Linked DNA regions of Homo sapiens: region 2 is linked to region 1. A link is an interaction called in ENCODE POLR2A ChIA-PET data of the cell type or tissue named here. Cell type or tissue: B cell. All regions are shown on one strand. Links, peaks and the distances in the headings refer to the core of each region. The heading gives the core; the rest is flanking DNA. Region 1 overlaps NCOA3 (nuclear receptor coactivator 3). Region 2 overlaps EYA2 (EYA transcriptional coactivator and phosphatase 2).

The links. ChIA-PET counts read pairs that join two places held together with the same protein. Peaks named below come from ENCODE experiments on the same cell type or tissue, not always from the same donor. Only the 100,000 strongest peaks of a DNase experiment are listed, where the experiment ranks them.
Region 2: POLR2A ChIA-PET joins it to region 1 with 7 read pairs; 3 of 35 experiments call an interaction of 5 or more read pairs at or near these places.

Annotation. Positions count from the first base shown.
Region 1 is chr20:47,636,711-47,644,710 of GRCh38, reverse strand. NCOA3 (nuclear receptor coactivator 3) reads right to left here. Exons shown (of 23, transcript NM_181659.3): 12 at 7,949-8,000; 13 at 6,928-7,063; 14 at 5,509-5,703; 15 at 4,889-5,134; 16 at 4,660-4,786; 17 at 2,327-2,498. Among named protein-coding and RNA genes, the nearest start is that of NCOA3, 140 kb to the right of the region's middle. In B cell, for the core only: no CTCF peak of the experiment used is centred there; no DNase peak of the experiment used is centred there; H3K27ac peaks cover 299 bases.
Region 2 is chr20:47,179,753-47,196,552 of GRCh38, reverse strand. EYA2 (EYA transcriptional coactivator and phosphatase 2) reads right to left here. Exons shown (of 16, transcript NM_005244.5): 13 at 16,641-16,755; 14 at 15,617-15,738; 15 at 13,162-13,262; 16 at 7,709-8,500. The coding sequence ends at 8,420. Among named protein-coding and RNA genes, the nearest start is that of MIR3616, 21 kb to the right of the region's middle. RefSeq lists an enhancer at 14,918-15,212. In B cell, for the core only: no CTCF peak of the experiment used is centred there; no DNase peak of the experiment used is centred there; H3K27me3 peaks cover 1,047 bases.

The DNA of each region.
Region 1 (8,000 bases), core at 1-8,000:
TAAATAAATAAAAATTTGGGGAGTCCTGAAATAAAAGGGCTAGGGCTAGTTCCCCACTTAATTACCCTCAGTAAAGACAACTGATGCTGCTCACACTTGCAAAGTGTCAAATCAGCTTCTTAATGTCTCACTCTTAACATATAAGAACAGTCAGGGATCACCAGATACTTGATAAAAGCGTCCAACACTTTCCAAGCTTGAACGTGACTCAAGCAAATCAAAGACAAGAAAAATAGAGAAGACTTCAAAATATAGAATGAAGGGCCAGGCGCGGTGGCTCACGCCTGTAATCCCAGCCTGTAATCCCACTTTGGGAGGCTGAGGTGGGTGGATCATGAGGTCAGGGGATCGAGACCATCCTCGCTAACACGGTGAAACCCCGTCTCTACTAAAAATACAAAAAATTAGCCAGGTGTGGTGGCGGGCACCTGTAGTCCCAGCTACTCGGGAGGCTGAGGCAGGAGAATGGCTTGAACCCAGGAGGTGGAGCTTGCAGTGAGCCAAGATCACGCCACTGCACTCCAGCCTGGGCGACAGAGCGAGACTCCGTCTCAAAAAAAAAAAAATAGAACGAATTTAATGCCCAACATGTCAACAGAAATCCCAGAAAAGTAGGTCAGAAAAAAAAACACAGGAGAGATAAGGTTAATAAAGAAATTATACAAGAAAACACCCCTAAACCAAAGGGAATATCAGTGTATCTAGTACACAGCAGAATGAATGAAAAAAGACCCATACCAAGATACAGCATCATAAAATTTCGGAGAGAAAAAGTTCCTAAATCATTCCAAAGAGAATAAACGGGTCACATGCAAATGAATCAAAATCAGAAAGAAATACAACTCAGTGGCCACACTAGATGCCAGAAAACTATGGCAGAAATCTTTCAAAAGTATATAATTATTTTAAACCTAGAATGTAATACATAGCCAGACATGTAGGAGGGTGGAATAAAGATATTTTCAGACACATAGAACCCAAAACATTTTATTTCATGCAGTAGGGATGAAGAAGTTAATAGAAGTTGTGTTGCAGCAAAACAAAGGAGTAAATCAAGACAGAAAGCGATTTGAGATTCAGGATACTAGGAGTCCAACACAGGGGAATAGTGACAATTATTAATTTCTAGACTTGCCTCACAAGGACACAGTAAAACAGAGAGAACTACAGGAGGGAAGGAAGGAATTGATGGGTTATTTAGTGTGCCTGAACAAGTAAAGAAATAAAAAAGAACTTCTATACTTCTGTTGGAGTATAAAATATGGCTCCTCAGTGCCAAGGTTCTATGTCACTGGTATCCCTGAAGGTGTACACAAGGACTGCTCAGCGTTTCCCATCTGCACTGTGACAGCATTTGCCACATGGCAGTGTACTTCCATATGTACACATCTATTTCCCCAACAACAACTGACAGCCCCTGATGATCTTTCCTGCTTACTGTTGAACGCACAAACCTATACAGTGGCCCCTCCATAGCCTTTAAATAAAAACAGTCATGGCTGGGCACGGTGGCTCACGCCTGTAATCCCAGCACTTTGGGAGGCCAAGGCGAGTGGATCACTTGAGGTCAGAAGTTTGAGACCAGCCTGGCCAACATGGCAAAATCTCATCTCTACTAAAAATACAAAAGAAATTACCCGGGCGTGGTGGCGGGTGCCTGTAATCACAGCTACTCGCGAGGCTAAGGCAGGAGAATCACTTGAACCCTGGAGGTGGAGGTTGCAGTGAGATGAAATTGTGCCACTGCACTCCAGCCTGGTTGACAGAGCGAGACTCCGATTCAAAAAAGAAAAAACAGTCACTACAGAATGTGTCTTTCAGAAATACAGATTTGTGAATGGCATGTTTTCATAAGGCGGGGTATGTAAACAGGAACAGGACACCATGATGTTAGGATGTTCAGCTTGGCCATTGTAAACAAGTTTTGTTTAAACAAACAAGCAAAAAAAAAGCTTGCCTCAGAATACACACGGCTTGGCTAAGTAGTAGAGAAAGATAGTTATAAAAATGAGAACTGTTAACATGAATAAAAGGTCACATTTTTAAGAACAGTACAGTAGCTTAACTAAATCATTTCTACAATTGCCAAAAATAGTGGGTTGTTGAAAGTAATATCGCAATCGTAAGTATATTTTCTATTTTAACATACGAATTGAGACCAAAAAAGGATATTTTCCAAATTTAATGCTGGTATCCATGAATGTAGTGATATAACACAAGTACTAGGAGAGACACACACAGGCATTCTTGTATGTGGCTTCATGAATGTGTACGCGCGCACACACACAAATATACACTCTCCTACTTCCATGTTAATGCAACCTACCTGATTGACAAGTTCAGGAATGCCCAAAGCTCTGTCAATTTCTTCCAGGCCTGTGGCATCTGTGTTGCTGAGAAGAGTGTGCAGCTGGTCCAATAATGCTCTTTCGTCACTCTGGCCTTCCAGGTTGGAAGGTGGCCCAACAAGATCATCCAGGGAATTCCTAAGAAGAGGCCTAGAAAAAGACTTGCAATCAATGTCAATGGTGCTTTTTTTTTTTCTAAGAGTAATAGATCACAGCAACCATGCATAGTATTTTTAATGAACAGTAACTCAAATGCTACAAACACAAATAATAAACCAAGTGGTAAAAAAGAGTGAATGGCATCAATTTAAGTTTAAGGCCCACAATTTAGAAATTTCACCAGGCCACTTTAGACCACCATATACAGCTTAAACCCCCAATCCCAACACCAAATTGTAATTGCCAAACCCTAGGCATTTGGGGTATAGCAGAAATGGGGGCCAGGGGGAGGGTAGGGAAGGATGGGAGAAGATACTCCTCACAAAAACAGTGAAGGAGGTAATAATTATAATACTTGAAAATTAGAGAAATCAAAAGAATAAAAGGAAGGATACAAATGTTGAGCTATGGCCAGGCGCAGTGGCTCAAGCCTGTAATCCCAGCACTTTGGGAGGCCGAGGCGGGCGGATCACGAGGTCAGGAGATCGAGACCATCCTGTGAATGGTGAAACCCCGTCTCTACTAAAAATACAAAAAATCAGCCAGGCGTGGTGGTGAGCGCCTGTAGCCCCAGCTAGTCGGGAGGCTGAGGCGGGAATGGCATGAACCCAGGAGGCGGAGCTTGCAGTGATCCGAGATTGCGCCACTGCACTCCAGGCTGGGAGAGAGAGCAAGACTTTGTCTCAAAAAAAAAAAAAAAAAAAAAAAAAAAAGAAGGGAGCCAGGCGTGGTGGCTGACACCTGTAATCCCAGAACTTTGGGAGGTAGAGGTGGGCAGATTGCTTGAGCCCAGGAGATCCTTGAGCCGAGATTGCACCACTGCACTCCAGCCTGGGCGACAGAGCCAGATTCCGTCTCAAAAAAAAAAAAAAAAAAAAAGAAATGTTGAGCTATCACTGACGTGAGTCTGGAGAAATACCAAAATGACTTTGTCACACTTGGCCCACAGAGCTCATATTGGCAAGTGTAACACAAACCCCATACACCCACAGCAAGTTGCCTCAGTTCTCCAACACATACAAGGGCATGAAGTTAAACATTTATCCTGCCTCAGAAAAGTTCTGTTAACTTGAAACTATTTGCTCTCTATTGAGTAGAGAAGCATTCAAATAAATTCATATAGAGTAGAGAAGCACTCAAATAAATTCATATAGTTACATCACTGTCTGCTCAATAGATCAGTTCATTTTTATTTTCCTTGCTTAACTTACTGTAGAATTCCTGTTAGAGCTGACATTGACCATGGCCTCTTGCATGCAAGTAAATTACTAAGCTAAATAAAAATTAAATACAATCTACAATTTTTTTTTTTTTTAGAGACGGAGTCTCACTCTGTTGCCCAGGCTGGGGTGCAGTGGCATAATCTCAGCTCACTGCAAGCTCCGCCACCCGGGTTCACGCCATTCTCCTTCCTCAGCCTCCTGAGTAGCTGGGACTACAGGCACACACCACCACACCCGGCTAATTTTTTTTTTTTTTTTTTTTTAGTAGAGACAGGGGTTTCACCTTGTTAGCCAGGATAGTCTCGATCTCCTGACCTTGTGATCTGCCCGCCTCGGCCTCCCAAAGTGCTGGGATTACAGGCGTGAGCCACCACACCGGGCCTACAATCTTTATTTTATGAAAAATTTTAAAGATGCTATATAGTTATTTCACTATCATCACTGAAATGTTTAAAATAATTTTAGAAAACAATTAGCCAATCCTTAAAAGAATTTTCTCAATAGGCAGCAGGTGGTTGGGGGAAAAGAAAAGTTTTTTTAAAAAAGTTTAATTTTCTGGAAAACTGAGGCTAACCCTCTGAAGAACATTTATAAAACCACTAGAAACATGTACTTATCTTTTTTCCCCTCCTCATGGGACTAGAGAGACAATCATCTCACAGAGAGGCTCTCAGAGGTTTGGCCACTGAATGGCCCTAATGGCTGGACAACATGGTTGTATCTCCTCCCTCTCCTGTGAATGCCACACGCACTGCTTACTGCTTCAGCCTCATTTTTACACAGAGTTACACGAGAAATGCCCAGCTGGCAACCCAGTACCTCAATTATAGGGAATTCTCATTCTCTTTCACGTTTGCTTCTGTGCTCCAACTCTTTTCTAAACTACCCAATGCTGAGATTTTCTACAGAGTCACAAAATAACACCCCACCTATTTTGAGTGCCATGAGAAACTTGTTCCATGGACAACATGCCATCGGGCCAGGAACCCAGTTGGTTAGATGCTGCTGCTTGGCCATAGGGATTAGCCCCCATTCCCATGGGGATTTCACCAGGCCCTGGGGGAGCAAAAAGAAAGCACAAATTCTCAAATAAGAGCAAAAATTATCCTGAAACATCTAACTTTCTTTTTTCATGAAGAGGGGAGGGTGGACACTTACTCATTTGAAGCATCTGCTGCTGCTGTTGCAATACTGGTCTCGCACCTGGTATGCTATTAGACCGAAGAGGCAATGTGGGAATAGAGCCACCCAGTGCAGGTCTGGGTAAAGAAGTATTATAATCTCCTCCTGGTCTTCCCATGGAGTTTGAATTCATAGGTTCCATTCTGCCGGCCTTTGAGTTTGGTAAGCCCCAGTCTCCTGAGGAAGGAGTCTGAGTCACAGTCACATTTCGGTTTGGCCCACCTAAAACAGGTAGCCATACTTAGGTCTTTTCCATATTATAATGAAATCCTTCTTATACCATGTAAGTACAGCCATTATACACAACATCAACCTTGACAAAACAGCACTTTGTCATGGTAAGAAAAGGGCTGGCCAACTGTGGAGACATAGGCCACTATTCTCATATATTCAACAGGCTGGAAAATGTCATAGACCAAAAGACTCTTGAAGAGTTTACATAACCAAAACATAGAATAAATGAAGGATATTCATGGAAGAAACATACTAACGTTATTCAAAAAGTTATTATTTACTCCCAATTATTTAGATGGCTTTAAGTATTTTAAATATGCTTTTCCCAAAATAATCATACATACTAATTAGAAATAACGTACCCATACTTGAGCCATAATTTTCCTGACTATCCATCATTCTTGGATTCCCACCCAACATGGGTTGCTTTGGTAACATGGGGAAAGCACTGATATTTTTTACTGGAGGACTTGAGCCAACAGAAACAGGGCTATCCAGAGACACTGCTCGGTTATATGGAGGACGAATAGACTGCACAGACTGTGAACTTTTCAAACCTGTTGAAAACACAATACAAAAACATTTCTTCGTGATTTAATATATAAATAATCAAGTACAAAACACAAATACCACCACTCCCCACCCAAGAATGTCTTTCTTACAAAAACAAACACTGTCTTCCTTTACAAAATAAGTGAGGGAAGTGGCCCTCACCCACCACCGCCACCCCCCGCCCCCCTGCCAGCCAAAAAAGGGTCTCATATTCCAAATAAAGTAGAAACAACAATCTCCATGTCGGCTGAAGTACTGAGAACTTTTCTGTAGCCTGATATGGTCACTGATACTCTGCGCTTCACTTAATATTGAAAAATTCACAAATGTTCCAAGCTCCTGAAGGTTCTTGCATATTTGTACTTAAGTATACTGTTTATAATTTTAACAATCAACTTAACCAGATAAGTTGCCTTCTGATCGAAAAGAAATAAAATGTAAAATCCCCTTCTAACCTTCTTTTTTTCCCCCCCACTCTTAATTGATCTATCCATTCTAGTTTAGGAAATAATGCTACTGAATAATGACCATTCTGAATAATTGTGCATGCTGCCTTTTCAATTGACACACACAATATATCTTTGTTTTTCTGTCTGTTTGTTTGAGACGGAGTCTCACTCTGTCACCCAGGCTGGAGTGCAGTGGCGCAATCTTGGCTCACTGCAACCTTCGCCTCCCAGGTTCAAGCGATTCTCATGCCTTAGCCTCCCGAGTAGCTGGGACCACAGGTGTGAGCCACCATGCCCGGCCTACCTTTGTTAAATTGATGAAGTCAACACACAGCAACAGGAGAGGGGCTAGATAAGAACCAGCAAACACCAAAGAAAACTATCTTAATTAAATGACAAGATTCTGTTAAAACACCAATGGACAGGTTTTAATCTAGAGTCTGAGTTGCTTTTTAATCCAGTTCTCTGTGGCTAAGAAAAATATATGCCCTAGTACCTACAGTACTCACCTGGAATAATCAAACATGAATATTTTTCTATAAGTGCCATGATTACTGGCATATTAGTTAGAAGTGGGAAATTTATTTAATTTTTAAAAAACAGGAAAATGTTCAAAAAGCTTTCTAAAGCACATATAAATTAGTATAGAAAACAGAGGCAGAATATATGTTCTGAAGTTATAAATGCTATTTATATCCTGGTCTTAGTGTAAGAGTGTTTACAGGTATGCAGAAAAGTTTCAAAGGCAGCAAAAAAAAAAAAAACCTAGTTCATTCTTACCCAGAGAATTAGTTCCTTGAAACACCTGTTGCTTAGTCCCCAGATGACTACCATTTGAGGATATGGAATTATTGTAAAAGTCAGAACTAGTCAGATCACCAAGAATAGCATCTAGATTATCCAAGTCTCCAGATCCCTGAAAATAAAGTTTTAAAAATTAACCTGTATACATTACCAGACACACAGGTATAAACATACCCATCAGAAAAAATGATACATGAAATAGAAGCAAGTAAAATACAAAAACTACCTACAATGATAATACCCACCTGAAAGGCCAGTTTATTATGACCCCCATCTCTAATCTTCCTCCTCTGAGATTAAATCACTACATTTGGTCCTTTCAAAGGGGCATTTTTTAAATTTACACAAGACATTTAATTCTCAAACTGTAGAATATTTTGCAGGTAACAGTCACTAGCAGTGCATTGATAATTAGCTAACAGATATCTGCATCTACACAAACCTTCTGAAAATAAGTGTGATTAATAATAAAAGGAGCAAGCTGGGATGTTCATAGGCATGCTCTAAAAAGGGCTTCGGTCAATAAATTTGGTGAACAGTAGGTTAAGCCCACATCCTAACTTTAAGCCTTTCATTTTCTCAAGTGCATATTAATATATCCTATAAGTTTGGGAAATGCTTATACAGAATGTCATCTTGTGCATGAAACTTGATTTTACCTTAAAATAAAAATTATGCTGCTTAATACAAGTTTTTTTTTTCCTGATTACTTCTACCATTCTCTTAATGACCCAATCTGCCCATTCCAGCAATAAACACCTCCATGAAAAAATTTCATATTGGCTACTAAAGAGTTATAGTCACATCTTAAAACATACACATCTGTTATTTCTAAATTACATCATAATTTTACTGACATCCAAAATAATTATAAAGAAATGAGAGCTAAAGATTTAACTTTCTTTAAATAAACCTAAAATGGAAGAATTTTTATATCACATTATCTAACACCGAAAAATGATGAAATATGAGCTGAAATATACAGAAAACAAATTACCTCTTCACTTGTCTCTGTCTTAATTTTAGGGTCTTTCTCTTGACTTGAGCTA
Region 2 (16,800 bases), core at 4,490-12,489, 450 kb after region 1:
GGGGCCGCACTGCCCCCTGGTGGTTGCAGATGAGCACAGCTTCTCGGGCGCTGAGCTTGCATCATGGGGCTCAAAATATTAGGGAAAAATGGTCCATCGTTTTTAACGCGAATTCTCCTCTTGCCAGAATGAACCACAGGTCCGTGCCACAACATGGGTACACCTCAAAAACATTCTGAGTCAAAGAAGCCAGGCACCAAAGATTACGCTCTGAGTCCATTTATATGAAGTTCTAGATCTGGCCAAACTACCTTAGCGACAGGAACCGGAACAGTCATGGAATGCGGATATAGACTGGGCAGGGGTGCGAGGGAGCCAGCCTTTTGCCTGGAAACGTTTTCCATCTTGATCTGGGTGCTGTAATTATCCCAGCATAATCATACGTAAAAATACTTGAGATTTGAGATTTGTGCAATAGACTTTATATTAATTATAAAATAAAAAAAATTTAAAATGTATGAAGGAATCCCTTGCCCAGACGCTTCATCCTGCCCCTTCTAGCCATTCTTTCCATGGCAGCCAGGGTGATTTTGAGAATATCAATCATATCACAGCACCCTCCTGTTTAAAACCTGATTGGTTTTAAGCACCCTGCTTAAAACCTTCTGATATCTTGTCACTGGATTTAGAATACAATTTAAAATCCAAAATGAATAGGGTCCCACGACATCTGGCCGGGCCTTGCCCTTGCGCCCTATCATGCTCGCACCCTCTGACCTTGGCCTTGGCCTCCAGCCACACCGGCTTCCTTTCCTTCCTTTGTCCTGCCTGGAACCGTGTATTTCCTGCACCTCTCCCTGGAATGCTGTCCCTGGCCTTTCTTGTTGTACTGGTCTGAGTTCAAGTGTCACCTCCTTAGAGGTGACCAGCGAGTCCACAGCAAATGCTTTTCGGGGGAGTCTGCACTGCATCAGCCCAATGCTTGCTTCCGGACTCCAGGCACTGTCTGAAGTGACTCTGTACTGGGGAAGAAAGCAGCCTCCTTCTTTGAGCTAACAGTACCATGCTGTGTGCCCTAAAAGTTAAAATCTCAGCCAGCAAAAAGATCCTCAATATTTTACCTCCTGGGCAAGCACCAAGACCCCTTTATGGCCCCTGAATGTTCCCTGGAGAGATACTGCCATCTCTGTCAAGAAGTTCTTCTTGGGACCCCTTTCAACAGGTCTTCTTGAAGTTGGCTAAAGTAGGCCTCCAAGAGCCACCTTCCCCTCCCTGCGGAGGCTCATACGACCCCTCCTCTCCTGCTGACCTCAAGGCAGATCTTGGAAGGGGACACAGATTGTGGCTCAAGCCTGAATGAAGCCTGTACCTGGGGTGTGTGCTGGTTCCCTGCTCCTGGCTGGCGAAAACCTTTTTTCTTGTGGGACCCAGCTGACTGGCGGCAAAGGCTACCTCCCAGTGTCAATAGGGCCGCTTTCAGTCCGGTTCCCTGCACTTTGTGACGGTCGGGACCTCATCTGCTCATTTTCACCTCTGCATCCAGAAGTTGAAACGAGCACCTGGTAAATAACAGACCTGTGCATAACCCGGATCTATTTCCAAAACACATCGCTAAGTGAAAAAAAGCCAATGGCACATGCCACCCTTTGTGTAACAATGAAGAAGAAATAAGAAATATATTGTCATATTTCCATAAAGAAACTTTAAAAGGATACAAAAGAAATGAAGGGGCCGGGTGCGGTGGCTCACACCTGTAATCCCAGCACTTTGGGAGGCTGAGGCGGGTGGATCACCTGAGGTCAGGAGTTCGAGACTACCCTGGCCAACATAGTGAAACCCCATCTCTACTAAAAATATGAAAATTAGCTGAGCGTGGTAGCTCACACCTGTAGTCCCAGCTACTTGGGAGGCTTGAGGCATGAGAATCACTTGAACCCGGGAGGCAGAAGTTGCAGTGAGCTGAGATCATGCCACTGCACTCCAGCCTGGGCAACAGAGTGAGACTTGGTCTCAAAAGAAATTAAGGAATGCAGCTGCTTACAGGAGGCTGATGAAATCAGACATATGAGTGACAGGTGGGAGAGTGCCTTCATCACACTGAAAATTGTGAATGGGTGAGCTGTAGGAGCATGGATGAGTGGATATATTCCAGCCTCTTTGAAACTTGTTAACAGGATTTTCCCAGGGGTCCCTGGCTCTCAGACCACTGAGACCACCTTGTGTTGGACAATGGGGCCTCAGAGAAGGGTCTTTCTTGCTACATCCCACATGGCCACAGCCTTTACCCAATGCTGTGGGGCACACAGAGAAAGGGCTAGTGATGCTGTTTGGGGGAAACCAAGGCTGGAAACAAGCTCCTGAGGGCCACAGGTTATTGACAGAGAAGTCTCCAAAACTGACATCTGACCTTTACGATGCTCCTATAGGGCCAGGCAAGATGGCACATGCCTGTAATCCCGGCACTTTGGGAGGCTGAGGCGGGAAGATCACTTGAGGCCAGGGGTTTGAGACCAGCCTGGGCAACATAGTGAGACCCTGTTTCTACAAAAATAAAAAATTAAAAAAATTTAAAAAAAGGTGCTCTTATAGGTAATCCATTCATCGTTTTCAATATATGAGCTTCATCAGTACCGTGAGTCATGAAACTCTCAGATTTTTGTCCAACTAATGTGGACAATGAACGTATTTGCATTTCTCTTGTTATAGGTGAGGTTGAACTTTTTTCTTTTCTTTTTTTGAGACAGGGTCTCGCTTTGTCACCCAGGCTGGTGTGCAGTGGCATGATCACAGCTCACTGCAGCCTTGACCTCCTGGGCTCAAGTGATTCTCCCACCTCAGCCTCCCTGGTAGCTTGGGCTATAAGTGCATGCTGTCACACCTGGCTAATTTTTTAAATTATTTGTGGAGACAGGGTCTCACTATGTTGCCCAGGCTGATCTTGAACTCCCGAGCTCAAGTGATCCTTCTGCCTCCGGCTCCCAATGTGTTGGGATTATAGGTGTAAGCCACTGCACTGACATTTTTTTATATTTTATTTTTATTTTTAGAGACAGGGTCTCACTCTGTCATCCAGGCTGGAGTGCAGTGGCATAATCATAAATCACTGCAGCCTGAACTGCTGGGCTTAAGTGAGCCTCCTGCGTCAGCCTCCTGAGTAGCGTGCACTACAGGCGTGTACCACCAGGCCTGGCTAATTTTTTTATTTTTGTTTTTTGTAGAGATGGGGTCTCACTATGTTGCAGTCTGGTATGGAACGCCTGGCCTCAAGCCATCCTCCCACCTTGGCCCCCACAAAGGTCTGGGATTACAGGTGTGAGCCATCATGTCTGGCCTGAGTATTTTTTTATAAGTTTTAAAACCAAATTAGCTGGGTGTGGTGGCTCATGCCTGTAATCCCAGCTACTCCAGAAGTTAAGGTGGGGAGATCGCTTAAGCCCAGGAGTTTGAGGTTACAGTGAGCTATGACTGTGCCACTGCACTCCAGCCTGGGTAACAAGAGTGAGACCCTGTCTAAAAAACAATCAAAACCAGAAAACGCACACACACAAAAATCCCCCAAAACCAAACCAAAACAAAACCAAACACCAAAAACCACCACCAACCAAAAAACAAGAACCAGTTGCATTTTAAAAAATATAAAGTGTTGGCCAGGTGCTGTGGCTCATGCCTGTAATTCCAGCACTTTGGAAGGCTGAGGTGGGCAGATCACCTGAGGTTGGGAGTTCGAGACCAGCCTGGCTAACATGGTGAAACTCTGTCGCTACTAAAAATACAAAATTAGCTGGGCATGGTGGCATGCGCCTGTAATCCCAGCTACTCAGGAGGCTGAGGCAGGAGAATCGCTTGAACCTGGGAGGTGGACATTGTAGTGAGCCGAGATCATGCCATCGCACTCCAGCCTGGGTGACAGAGCAAGACTGTCTCAAAAAAAAAAAAAAAAAAAAAAAAAAGGCTGGGCACGGTGGCTCACATCTGTAATCCCAGCACTTTGGGAGGCTGAGGCGGGTGGATCACGAGGTCAGGAGATCAAGACCATCCTGGCTAACACGGTGAAACCCTGTCTCTACTAAAAAATACAAAAAAATTAGCCGGGCGTGGTGGCAGGCACCTGTAGTCCCAGCTACTCAGGAGGCTGAGGCAGGAGAATGGCACGAACCCGGGAGGCAGAGCTTGCAGTGAGCCGAGATCACACCACTGCACTCCAGCATGGGTGACAGAGCAAGACTCTGTCTCAAAAAAAAAAAAGAAAAAAAAGAAAAAAAAAAAACTAGTAATGCTATTTATTATGTGCTATATCAGTTGGAGCGCTTTTGGCTGCAAGTAACTCAGGAAGAAACAACTCAAAATATTTAAAGGACATTAACTCACATAATACATTTAACCTGATTATCTGTCCTAGGCAGTTATCTTTTAAAAATTAAGCAATGCTTTACTCATGAAAATCTTTGTTGGATTACGTCTTCCACAGCTTCCACTCTAAGAATGTGGATGTTGCCTACAAACGAAGCCAAAGGAGAGGAAACAGAGTCCAGGGATTCAGAGAAATAAATTGAATTTTAAAGATGGGTCTTGAGTTTTGCATTTGAAGGGGTCTGAGGTCACTCATTCTTGAATCTTTTAGTCAAGTGAGCAGATGAATTCTGTTTTGTTTAAGCCATTTTGATAGTGTTTCTGTCATTTGCAATGGAAAAAATCCAAATGGTAGCTCTCTGACTTCTAAATCCCTTGGATATGCAAATTCTTTCATCCTTGAGGTCAACCTGGGCACTTTTGTGGGTCTCTATCCTTCTGCTGGGCTGCTCAGGAAGTTCTGGAGTCAAGGTTGGACTTCTGAGAGTCCAAAAGCTTTTGTATGTGTGTCTTGAATAGTCCTGTTACTCTACTTCTAAGAATGTTCTGGAGAGCAGCAAGACACCGCTGGGGAAACAGTGAAGTCTAGAAGCCTGGGACCATGAAATCCCAGTCATCCATCTATCCATCTATCCACCTAACCACCCATCTGTCCACCTATCATCCATCCATCCACTCATTCACCTATCCATCTATCCATCCATCCATCTACATCCATCCATGCATCCACTCATTCACCCATCCCTCCATCCATCCACCATCCACTAATCCATCCATCCATCCATCTACTATTCACCCATCTCTCCATCCATCCATCCATCCATCCATCCATCCATCCATCCATCCACCACTTATCTACTCATTCACCCATCCAACATTCATTAAGTGGCATATCTGTGCCAGGCTCTGTGATGGGCAATGAGCATACAGAGATGAGAAAAATACTATCCTTACTCAGCAGAAGCTCTGAGTCATCCAGAAGGAATTCAAGTTAAAACACTTACCTTAAAGACTGTGGACTGCTAACTTTTGTCAGAACTAGTCTTTGACATTGACTCATCACAACAAAAAAGTAGTTGATCACCTACGTAGTTTAATTTCAGGGTCAAGGGGAAGATCTGTTTCACCCAAAACCTCCTGTGTGCATGGCTGAAATTCTACTTGTGTTTCTAATGAAATCCTACTAAAAGAAAAAATTTTCTTAATAAGTAATTTACCCTTTGTTGGACCCTAAACAGAATTTTCCCTGACAGCAGGTTTTGATGGTAGCAGGAAGGGAGAGATGGGTAGATCATGATTATAAGTGGGTTCCTGTGTGGCAAGGGTGCTAAAGAATGGGGAGTCAGGGGGATTCAGGAGTATTCACATCACTGACTACCAGTGGATGGTTGGTGACTGGGTGGCTCTACTCTAGTCTCATTATCCACTCCAGCTAGAAGTCAGCTTATCCAGTAAAGCTCCTCCACTCATTCTAGAAGAAACCTAAGCTGACAGATATTAGTGAGGCTGACTCAGGTATTTTAGGCAATGCTAAAGATTCTTCACTTCCATTCCACTCTCTATCCATCTAACCATCACACTTCATTTCCATTTAACTTTCCATCCACCTGCCCATTAAACTGTCCACATATCCATCATAATATTATTATCAACCACCAACAACCATCAATCATTCCATCCATCTACCTGTCCAAACAACCCACTCATTTATCCACTAACTCACCCACCTAACCATCTATCCATATTTCCGTAAAACCACCCAGCCATTCACTCATCCAAACCACCATCTATTCATTCATGTCACCACACAACTACTTGGTTATCGATCTGGTCATCTATCCAATAATCTATCTGTTCGTCCATATACCCATGATTTATCCAACTATCCATCTAGTCATCCCAAGTAGGTATCCATTTATTCATCTATCCATCTTCCAGTCACCCAATTACCCACCCACCTTCCAATTAATCATCTAATCACCTAACCAACCATTCATCTACCCACGTACTCAACTGTTTAACACTCCATTTTATCCATTTGTCCAAATGGCCATTCACCCATATTATCATCCATCTGGCTGTGGTTCCATTCATATTTCCATCCTTCATTCTATGCCATCTATAATGGGATTCTATTTTGTGTCAGGCTCTGTGCTTGATTCTGTGGATATAGAGATGAAACCAACAGTACCTACCCCCTGAGAAGCTCAGGGTCTAGTAAGGGAGTCTATCTGACCCTTAGTGATGCCTTTTTTTTTTTTTTTTTTTTGAGACAGGGTCTTGCTCTGTCACCCAGGCTGGAGTGCAGCAGTGTGAACCTGGCTCACTGCAGCCTCAACCTCCTGGGCTCAAGAGCTCTTCCCACCTCTGCCTCCTGAGTAGTTGTGACTACAGGCGCATGCTATATGCCTAGCTAATTTTTGTATTTTTTGTAAAGACGGGGTTTCACCATGTTGCCCAGGTTGGTCTCAAACTCCTGGGCTCAAGCGACCCACATGCCTTGGCCTCCTAAAGTGTTGGGATTACAGGCATACACCACCATGCCTGGCCGGTGACAGTTTTCTAATCATCAGAGATTCTAGCTCTGAGACTCCAGTGGCAGAGATCTCCATCTCCCATGACATGGGTCAGCTGACTGATAATCCACGATTTTACCAGCATTAATAAGGAAGGAGCCTATATTCCTGCTTAGCATCCAATCAGATAGACCCAGGTCCTGCCTGGTCCACTATGGGTAGTGGCAGTGCTCCAGATGTCTTCAGAACTTCTCCAGATTTCCCTCCTTGCCCCTTAAACTGGATCCTTCACTCATGTCCCATCCACTGGGAAATGAAGTCCTACCATTAGAACGGAAGTCAGTTGCATTTTCCAGCCCGACCCTCAATTCCCCCAATTCTTTGAATAACAGCTCACTGATTTTCTTTCCCTTGGAGGATCAGCTTGTTCAACTTGCTGTTCGTGACAGGATCCAACCCTAAATCCAGCTCCGTGAGTTGCCTAAGCCTCAGATTTGGCCAACGAGTTACAGTCCTGAGGCTTTCGCTGCACCACGGTGAAGAATGTGGTCTCTTTCTGTCTGTGTGGTTTTGCTGAAGGACTCGTAGAGCCGTCTTTGCCACACAGGGAACAGCCTGCCTGAGAATTACGGCCACATGAGAGAAATTCATTTGACCACCCGGATCCAGACAGATACCACCTAAAGTTCCTGGAGACACTTGTCCCTTTGTCCTTCTTCCCCTCCCTTTCTGCCTCCCTCCTTTTCTCCCTCTTCTCCTTCCTCCCTCCCCCCACCCCATTTTTCTTGGCTTAAGCCAGTGTGAGTTGGATTCTATTCTTCTGCAACTGATAAAGTCTTTAAAAAGGACAACACATTTGGAAGCCTCAAGAGTGGTAATAAAGTAACCACATCCTACCCCACTTCAAAATGTAAACGTGGTTTTATTTAATGCCTTTTATCCATCACAAAGCACCCATTCCTTCCCAGCATCCCCCTCTTCCTAGAAAACAAGATGTAGCGTAAGGCACGTGCACTGTCCACATGACGTCAAGTAGGTCTTTAAAAACAAAAATAAGCAATAGTCTTTTCAACAGCTTGAACTGCCTTCCTCTCTAATGTTCAAAGAATGATTGTCCCCACAAAGCACAACTTGGAGAATAGAGTGCTTACATTAGAACTGTGAACCACCCCACATACCAGTTCAAAAAACCAAACCAAACCAACGACTAAGAAACCCAGCCACACAGGTACAAGAGCATAATTCCGGAGTAATGAGACTAGTCCATAAATTAAAAAGAAGACAAGACAAACCCATCCCCTCCTCATCACCAGGCACCCCCCAAATCAGCAATTCCTTGCTTTTGTTCTGTGAGTCTTACAGAAGAGTCTAGACTCCGAGCCAGCCCTTTTCCCCAAAGTCAAATACTCCGAAGCCAATGTTGGGTACTTTCCTTCTCAGAACCCCCATTTGGACTGATGGACGGCTTCTGAGATGGTCACTGGACACGTCGTCTCGGCTGTGGGGCCCCTTCCTGGTGTCCAACATCTGGGTCTCTGGAGTTCTCGGTGGGGAGGTGGGGAAGGCGAGGGGGTCTGAGGGTGAGATGGCAGGTGGAGATGCTGCTGATCCTGCTATAAATACTCCAGCTCCAGGGCGTGCCTCAGTGCCTCCAGGTCTGCGTGGCAGGATATCCGCCAGAAAGGCATGTTGTGCTGAAACACAGAACACCAGCCACAAGGTTATGGCCCCGCCCCTGCCCCCGGGTTCCACGCCTGTGGTTAGAGGGCATGTGAGAAGTCAACCCAGTTAAGTCTAGCACGTGGGGACTTCCCAAACTATGGGGCACTTGATGTTGCTGGCAGACCCACATCTGGCCAGTACCCACCAGTATGGCCAACCATTTCTATTCAGAGCCTGCTCTGACGGGCTTATCCAGCACTGCCCAGCGTGTTCGCTGTTTGACCCTCTCGCCTCTGTTGGTACCAGCGTGGTCTTAGGCGGTGCACTGACATGGTGTTAAATTGCACAATGGGAAAGCGATTCCTTTTTAAAAATTTGTTCTTGCCTGGGCACTGTGGCCCACGTTTGTAATCCCAGCACTTTGGGAGGCTGAGGCGGGAGGATTGCTTGAGGCCGGGAATTGGAGGCTGCAGTGCTCTGAATCCTGTTACTTCAAGAAGAAAGTCACAGCTCGGTGCTGGAACCCCTCCCCAGCATTGACAGTCTCCACTGTGAACAAACAGAGCTGGTCTTGGAGAGTCTTCAGCAGGCCACTGTAGCTAGCCAGGTCAGATGACACTAATCTGTTTTCTTTATAGCTTTCGTTTTTATCTTTTCCTTTTCTTTGCAGCAGGTGGTACCTGCTTCAAGTTATTGTCATGATGTGGAGTTTTTTTTTTCTTTCTTTCTTTCTTTTGAGACAGGCTAGAGTGCAGTGACATGATCTCTGCTCACTGCAGCCTCAACCTCCCAGGCTCAAGCGATCCTCCTACCTTAGCCTCCCGGGTAGCTGGGACAACAGATGCATGCCACCACATCTGGCTAATTTTTGTATTTTTTGTAGAGATAGGGTTTCACCATGGTGACCAGGCTGGTCTCAAACTACTGGGCTCAAGCGATCCACCCACCTCAGCCTCCCAAAGTGTTGGGATTACAGGCATGAGCCATTGTGCCCAGCTGAATTTCGTTTCATTAATTTTTTTTTTTAATTTTAGAGATGGAGTCTCAGTTTGTTGTCCATGCTGGAATGCAGATCATGGCTCACTGCAGCCTTGATCTCTTGGGCTCAACTGATTTTCCTGACTCAGCCTCCTGAGTAGCTAGGGACATATCTAGGTAAATAGGAAAAAGGAAGGATGCAGGACAAATTGTATATATATGTGCATGTATATGGAAGAAAGAATGCTGGCGTTTCTCAGTAGTTTAAAAGATAATAAATAAGACTACCTTAGGAAGAATGTAAAGAAATCATTAAGGCAGGTGTAAATAAAATGTCATGGGAGCCAGCCAGAGGAAGCAGCCTCTTTTTTGGTAGAAGTGAATGGGATGGGGGTGTCTCAGGGGACAAGAAGCGCATGAGACCCAGACCTTGAAGAACGAATGAGGAGGCCGGGCGTGGTGGCTCACGCCTGTAATCCTAGGACTTTGGGAGGCCAAGGCGGGTGGACTACCTGAAATCAGGAATTTGAGACCAGCCTGGCCAACATGGTGAAACCCCATCTCTACTAAAATACAAGAATCAGCTGGGCGTGGTGGTGGCCACCTGTAATCCCAGCTACTTGGGAGGCTGGGGCAGGAGAATCACTTGAACACAGGAGGCAGAGGATGCAGTGAGTTGAGATCATGCCACTGCACTCCAACCTGGGCAACAAGAGTGAAACTTCATCTCAAAAAAAAAAAAAAAAAAAAAAAAAAAAGAATAAGTGCTTCATAGTTAGCAGGTCACTGAAGGGAAGGGCATCCCAGATTGAGAATCCCTCAGTGAGCAAAGGAAGATCTATAAAGATGCCAGGGGCAGACCCCAGTGGGGCCTTCTGTACAGGTCACAAACACTTATGGGGCTTTCATTGGAGGCTCAGATAAACCCACAGATAAGAAATAAACAAGATAAGTTCATCTCCTGGTAAGTGCTAGGAAGGAAACAGAATGAGATAGGGTAGAAAGCAGCTTTGTGTGTCTACTTTTGAGAGCTGGGTCAGGAAAGGCCTCTCCAGGGAGTGTCATTTAAGCAGGCCCTGGCAAAGATGTGGGGGAACGTGGGGGCAGGTAGAAGACACAGCAAGTGCAAAGGCCCCAGGAAGGTTGAGCTTGGAATGCAATGCTCATTGCTGCACCGCATGGCTCTTGACACATAGTAGGTGCTCAAGAAATATTCGTAGAAGGAATGAAAAGAGGAAGAGAGAGAGGGAAAAAAAGAAGGTAAGTTTCTCAAGCAAAGTCCTCTGAATGTATCCTTTTCTCTTTGTTCTGTAGTTTCTAAACAATTCTCAGCTCAAGGGAAGCAGAAAACCATCTCCTATGGGAACAGCTCTCATCTCTTCAACGCCTTCTCACTGCCCTAGCATTCCCACCCTGCCCTCATCCCGGCCAAGCCCTCCTTTCTTTGCAAAGATAGATTCTGGTTGCCACCTGGCCAATCCTGCCCTCTTTAAAGAGTGTAATTTGGCTGAGTGTGGTGGCTCACACCTCTAATCCCAGTACTTTGGGAGGCTGAGGTGGTCGGATCACCTGAGGTCAGGAGTTCGAGACCAGCCTGGCCAACATGGCAAAACCCCGTCTCTATTAAAATTACAAAAAATTAGCCACATGTGGTGGCTCATGCCTGTAATCCCAGCTACTCAGGAGGCTGAGGCACAAGAATCGCTTGAACCTGGGAGGTGGAGGTTGCAGTGAGCCGAGATCATGCTACTGCACTCCAGCCTGGGCGACACAGTGAGATTCTGTCTCAAAAAAAAAAAAAAAAAAAAAAAAAAAAAAAAAAAAAAAAAAGAGTGTGATTCATTTTTCTGGGAGAGAATGAGCAAAGGTGGAAGAAAGAGAATGTTCTAGCCGCCTTTACCCCAGGCTTAAAGGTTCCAGAGTGCCAGTGGATTCATCACTCGTGAAGAGGTGGAGACAAATCACCCACTAAAATGGAGATATTAACAACACTGTCAGCGGAAACAGTCAAGGCCCCTGGTCCTGCGGCCATATTTTACACCGCTCAGATTTCCGGTGGCCTGGGCTAATGACTTCCATTTGTCAGGCTGAGAGAGCTGCTGGTGGACACTGTTTCTCACTAACGTTCTGAGGCTTCTGCCTCAGACACTGGGACTTTTATGGGAGTTCTGTGTGTGGTGGGTGTGTACCTAGTCTTCTTTGGCTGACTCTACTCTTGCCTGACTAGCTCAGGGGTGAAAACCAACCGTGTTTGAAACTCGTAAGTCCGTCTCCTCCCTGCCAGGCGTTTGGAGCATGACACAGGTAGGTTTGCATGTGCTAGATGTGTGACCCTAGGCAAATTAATTAACCTTTCTGAGTCTCAAATTCTGTCATCTATAAAATGGGGTGTGGCCGGGCACATGCCTCTAATCCCAGCTTTCTGGGAGGCCAAGGTGGGCAGATTGTTTGAGTTTACGAGTTTGAGGCCAGCCCAGGCAACATGGCAAAACCCCATCTCTATAAAAAAAAAAATACAAAAAATTAACCAGGTATGGTGGTGCCTGTCCATAGCTCCAGCTACTTAGAGGTGGAAGTGGGAAGATCGCTTGAGTCCAGTAGGTAGAGGCTGCAGTAAGCTGAGATTGTGCCACTGCACTCCAGCCTAGGTGCCAGAGTGAGACCCTATCTCTAAAAAAAAAAAAAAAAAAAAAGGGATGCAATGATACCCACTTTGTAGGAGTTTTTGGAGGATTGAGTACAATGATGATGTTAGCAATAAAGTTACGGTGGTGAAGGGCATGGGGTTAGGTCAGCAACTCAAGATGCCAGCCACAGCCTGGCCACACACCAGTGCGACTGACCCTGGCAGCTGCCCCTCAATATCACTTCTCCCCTTCTCTCTCAGAAGCAGCTCCCATTTCTTAGCGGGGCTCATGGCGGCGGATAATAGAGACTACATCTCCCAGGAAAGGGGAGGAGCCTTCCAGGTGGAGGGAACAGTGCCTGCAAAGCCTTCCAAGCTCCTCTCTCCCGGGGCCCTCTCCCAGGACCCTAGGGCTTCCCTCTTCTTCTGGGTTTCATCTGCTGAGACCCTGAACATTTTTGCATTTCCTTGGGATTTGCTGCCAGGCAGAGATGGGGGAAACCAGGTCCCCCTAATTAAGGTCTGTGACATTAACAATCCACTTCCCAGGCCTCCGGGTTGGGGGTGGCAGCCTCTCTGGGGCGCTGTTGACAGATCCAGACCCAGGACTTTGGCAGCTGTTTCTTTTCCAAGAACAGAGATGTGGCCACCAGAACCCCCTGCCCTCTCCTCACGGGCCCGAGATCACAAATGCAGGATTTTCTTTTTCATTAGCTTAATGCTGTCTTTATTAACTGGGAAGGGTTGCTGGAACATATGATCAGTAAGTATTAAATAAAACACATGCACGTGCACTGGCCCCCCACCAGCCTGCCCTGCCGGAGCGTCTCTAGGCTCCCGAACAGTTGTCCCAGAAACAATCCAGGGCTACCAGGGGCAGCAGCCAGAGGCAGAGAGGGGGATTTGTAGAAGGAAATTACTCAGGATGCTTCTGCAATTTGCAAATGGAATGGACTGGCAAGCAAGGAGCCTGGGAAGGAGGACCCAGCCAGCCACGGGGAGTGGAGGAAATCATGGAAGGAGCCCTTGAAGACCACGAGGGGTGCTCGAAAGAGCAGGAAAACGCAGTCTGAGAGGTGGAAGAAGTACCTTTTTCGCTCCTTGCTCCTCTTCCACACCATCACCGATCACCACGTAGACAGCTTTTCTGCCGAATCTCTGCATTATCCTCTCGAAGCAGCTCTCCTTCCCTGCACGCACACAGGAAGGAAAGAAAAAACGCTCTGTGAGGACCCCGGATTGCAGCCAATACCCGCTCATTAAGAGCTTGGTGCCTGCAGCTGTGCTCCCAAAGGCCCGGTATTCATCATTTCGTTCTTGAGCAAACTTCTGAGGTGAGCCCTGTTATCATCCCCACATGAAGGATGATGACAGCCGGAAACACAGCGAGGGTCAGTAGCTTGCCCAGGGCAACACAGCAGGAGGAGGCAGCGCAGGGGTTAGAGCAGGCTCCCAAGTCTCTGCAGCTGTCCGATGTAGAAGTGGCAATGGATGCACAACCATTTGAATGCACTTGATGCCACTGCGCTGGACACTTTTGTTTCGAGACACAGTCTTGCTCTGTCACCCAGGCTGGAGTGCAGTGGTGCCATCTCGGCTCACTGAAACCTCCACTTTCTGGGTTCAAGCCATTCTCCTGCCTCGGCCTCCTGAGTAACTGGGACTGTAGGCACGCATCACCACACCTGGCTAATTTTTGTATTTTTTAGTAGAGATGGGGCTTCACCATGTTGGCCAGGCTGGTCTCGAACTCCTGGCCTCAAGTGATCTGCTCACCTCAGTGTCTCAAAGTACTGGGATTACAGGCGTGAGCCACTGCACCCAGCCATCTTAACCTTTTTTTTTTTTTTTTAGACGGAGTCTCGTTCTTGTTGCCCAGGCTGGAGTGCAATGGCCTGGTCTCGGCTCACTGCAACCTCTGCCTCCTGGGTTCAAGCGACTCTCCTACCTCAGCCTTCCAAGTACCTGGGATTACAGGTACCCGCCACCATGCCCTGCTAATTTTTTTATTTTTAGTACAGATGAGTTTTCACTATGTCGGTCAGGCTGGTCTTGAACTGCCTGACTTCAGGCAGTCCACCTGCCTCGTCCTCCCAAAGTGCTGGGATTACAGGCGTGAGCCACCGCGCCTGACCCATCTTAACCATTTTTAAGCGTATAGTGCATGGCCAGGTGCGGTGGTTCATGCCTGTAATCCCAGCATTTTGGGAGGCCGAGGCAGATGGATCACCTGAGGTCAGGAGTTCAAGACTAGCCTGGCCAACAAGGTGAAACCCCGTCTCTACTAAAAATACAAAATTAGCTCGGTGTAGTGGTGCACGCCTGTAGTCTTTGCTACTCAGGAGGCTGAGGCAGGAGAACTGCTTGAACCCAGGAGGCGGAGGTTGTAGTGAGCCGAGATTGCACCACTGCCCTCCAGCCTGGGCAACAAGAGAGAAACTCCATCTTAAAAAAAAGAAAAAAGGTTAAGATGGTGAAAATTTTACATTATTTAATTTTACCACAATTAAAAATAAAAATATTATTTAAAAAAGAGATTCGAAATAAACCTGCAAAGGTACTTGAGGTATGCAGGAAAAATGGGAAAAATGAAAAGACAGGATCTTGTTGAAAAATCTTCAACAACCATTTTGGCCCCTACTACTATAATTTTAAAATCAAAAGGCACTTTCATATAATGTTTGGACGTAGAACTTCAGTAAAACCAAAATTGCTCCAAGAAAATGCTGCCAAAGTACTATAAATTATTTATTTTTTTTATTTTTTGCTCTAGAGAAAAAACAATGGAAAAGGTTTCTAATTAAAAATATTTTGGCACGGTGGCTCATGCCTGTAGTCCCAGTACTTTGGGGGCTGAGGTGGAAGGATTGCTTGAGGCTGGGAGTTTGAGGCTGTAGTGAGCTATGATCTCGCCACTGCATTCCAGATTGAGTGACAGTATGAATCACTCAGCTATGGACTACATTTCCCAGCTTCCCTGGCAGCTACTTGTGGCCACGTGACTAAGCTGGGGCTAACAGGAAGTGAGTAGAATGTAATGTACATAGCCTTCTGAGCTTGGCCTTCAAATACCAGACCTGCTAGAATGAGGATGGGCTAGGACTCTGATTTGACCCCATACATGAGAATAAAACCATAAGAAATGGTGGAAAAATAAAACGGGAGAGACCTGGGTTTCTGGATGTCTCTGAGGACAGGGTCACCCCACCAGCCTGGATCACTCACCTCTGTCTGTTCTACTAGGGAGAAATCAGCTTTGACTCTTTTGCAAGCCCTTGCATTTGGGGTGTGTTTGTTACAGCAGCTTTGCCTGTATCTGAACTCATACAGACACTTTGGAAAACTGTGGTCCTAACCAATTTCTTTAGAAGCAGAGGTTAAGGCATGTGGTCTATGGGGGCTGTTTTGGGAATCTGAGTCATGGCCATAGGCACACTCCATCCATTTCTGTGGTGTCATGTTCCTTAAACACCCCATTCCCAGGATGGAAAGCTAACCCCACCCTCCAACCCTGTATCCCCGCCGAGGTGTGGCTTCTCCCTACCTGTCTTGGTTGCACTGTAGATGTTCTCAATAGGAAACACAGACCCCAGGCCATATAGCAGGACTTTGGCCAGGGCAGGAATTAGTTGAGTGGTGGTGACCAGCACATTGACACAGTTGGGCCTAAGGACAAAGGAGACTGTGGATCAGAACTCAGAGGGACCACAAGGCCAGGCCTCCTCTTGCTGCATGAGCCTGCAGTTGGCGGGAAATCTGGTAGGCTTGGAGGCTATGGCTGTCATCTTCAGGTATGTTAGGGCCCAAGGATTCTCAGGCTGTTCCTCTCTTTTAAGCCTGAAGCTGCCTGACATAGTGAAATGTAGTATGGGGGGAATACTTTTCTTATATAAAAAGCAAATGTTTATTGCAAGGGCCATACACTTAAATAGTTGCGGGTAATGTAAATGAGTGATATGGAACAAGTGTAGGACAAGAGGGAGAGGTGGGGAATAGAGTAAGCTGGAGCCTGCATGCCAGTTCTCATCTTTTGGGAGAATCCAGAAACCTGGAAACCTGTTGGGCCCTGAAAAGTCTCTGCCGCTATTAGCTCAGCTATGCTCCAAGGTATCCACTGAGCCTTGTGCACTTAAGCTTTATTAAATATTTGGGCTGGGAGTGGTGGCTCACACCTGCAATCCCAGTACTTTGGGAGGCCGAGGCGGGTGGATCACCTGAGGTCAGGAGTTCGAGACAAGCCTGGCCAACATGGTGAAACCCCATCTCTACTAAATACAAAAATTAGCTAGGTGTGGTGGTGCACACCTGCAATCCCAGCTACTCAGGAGGCTGAGGCCGGAGAATTGCTTGAACCTGGGAGGGAGAGGTTGTGATGAGCCGAGATCACGCTACTGCACTCCAGCCTGGGCGACAGAGTGAGACTCCATATCAAAAAAAAAAAATATTTGGAAAGTGTACAAGTGAGAGTTTGAGGAGTCCAATTCTCCCAAGTGTGGACATGCAGGAGCCACCACTGTCTACTGCGAGAAAGTTCAGTGGCACAGAGGAAAATGAGGGCTGCCACTTGCCGGGAGTTGATGAGGTTTAGTGCCTTCAGGGAGTGGGTCAGCCAGAGGTCTGTGAGAGCTTCCAGCTCAGCTCGGAGCTGTAGCCAGGTCTCCCTTTTGGGAGTGCCTATCAACCCTGTGGACAAAGGAAATAAAGATGTAGTCATCGTATTAGAAAGAT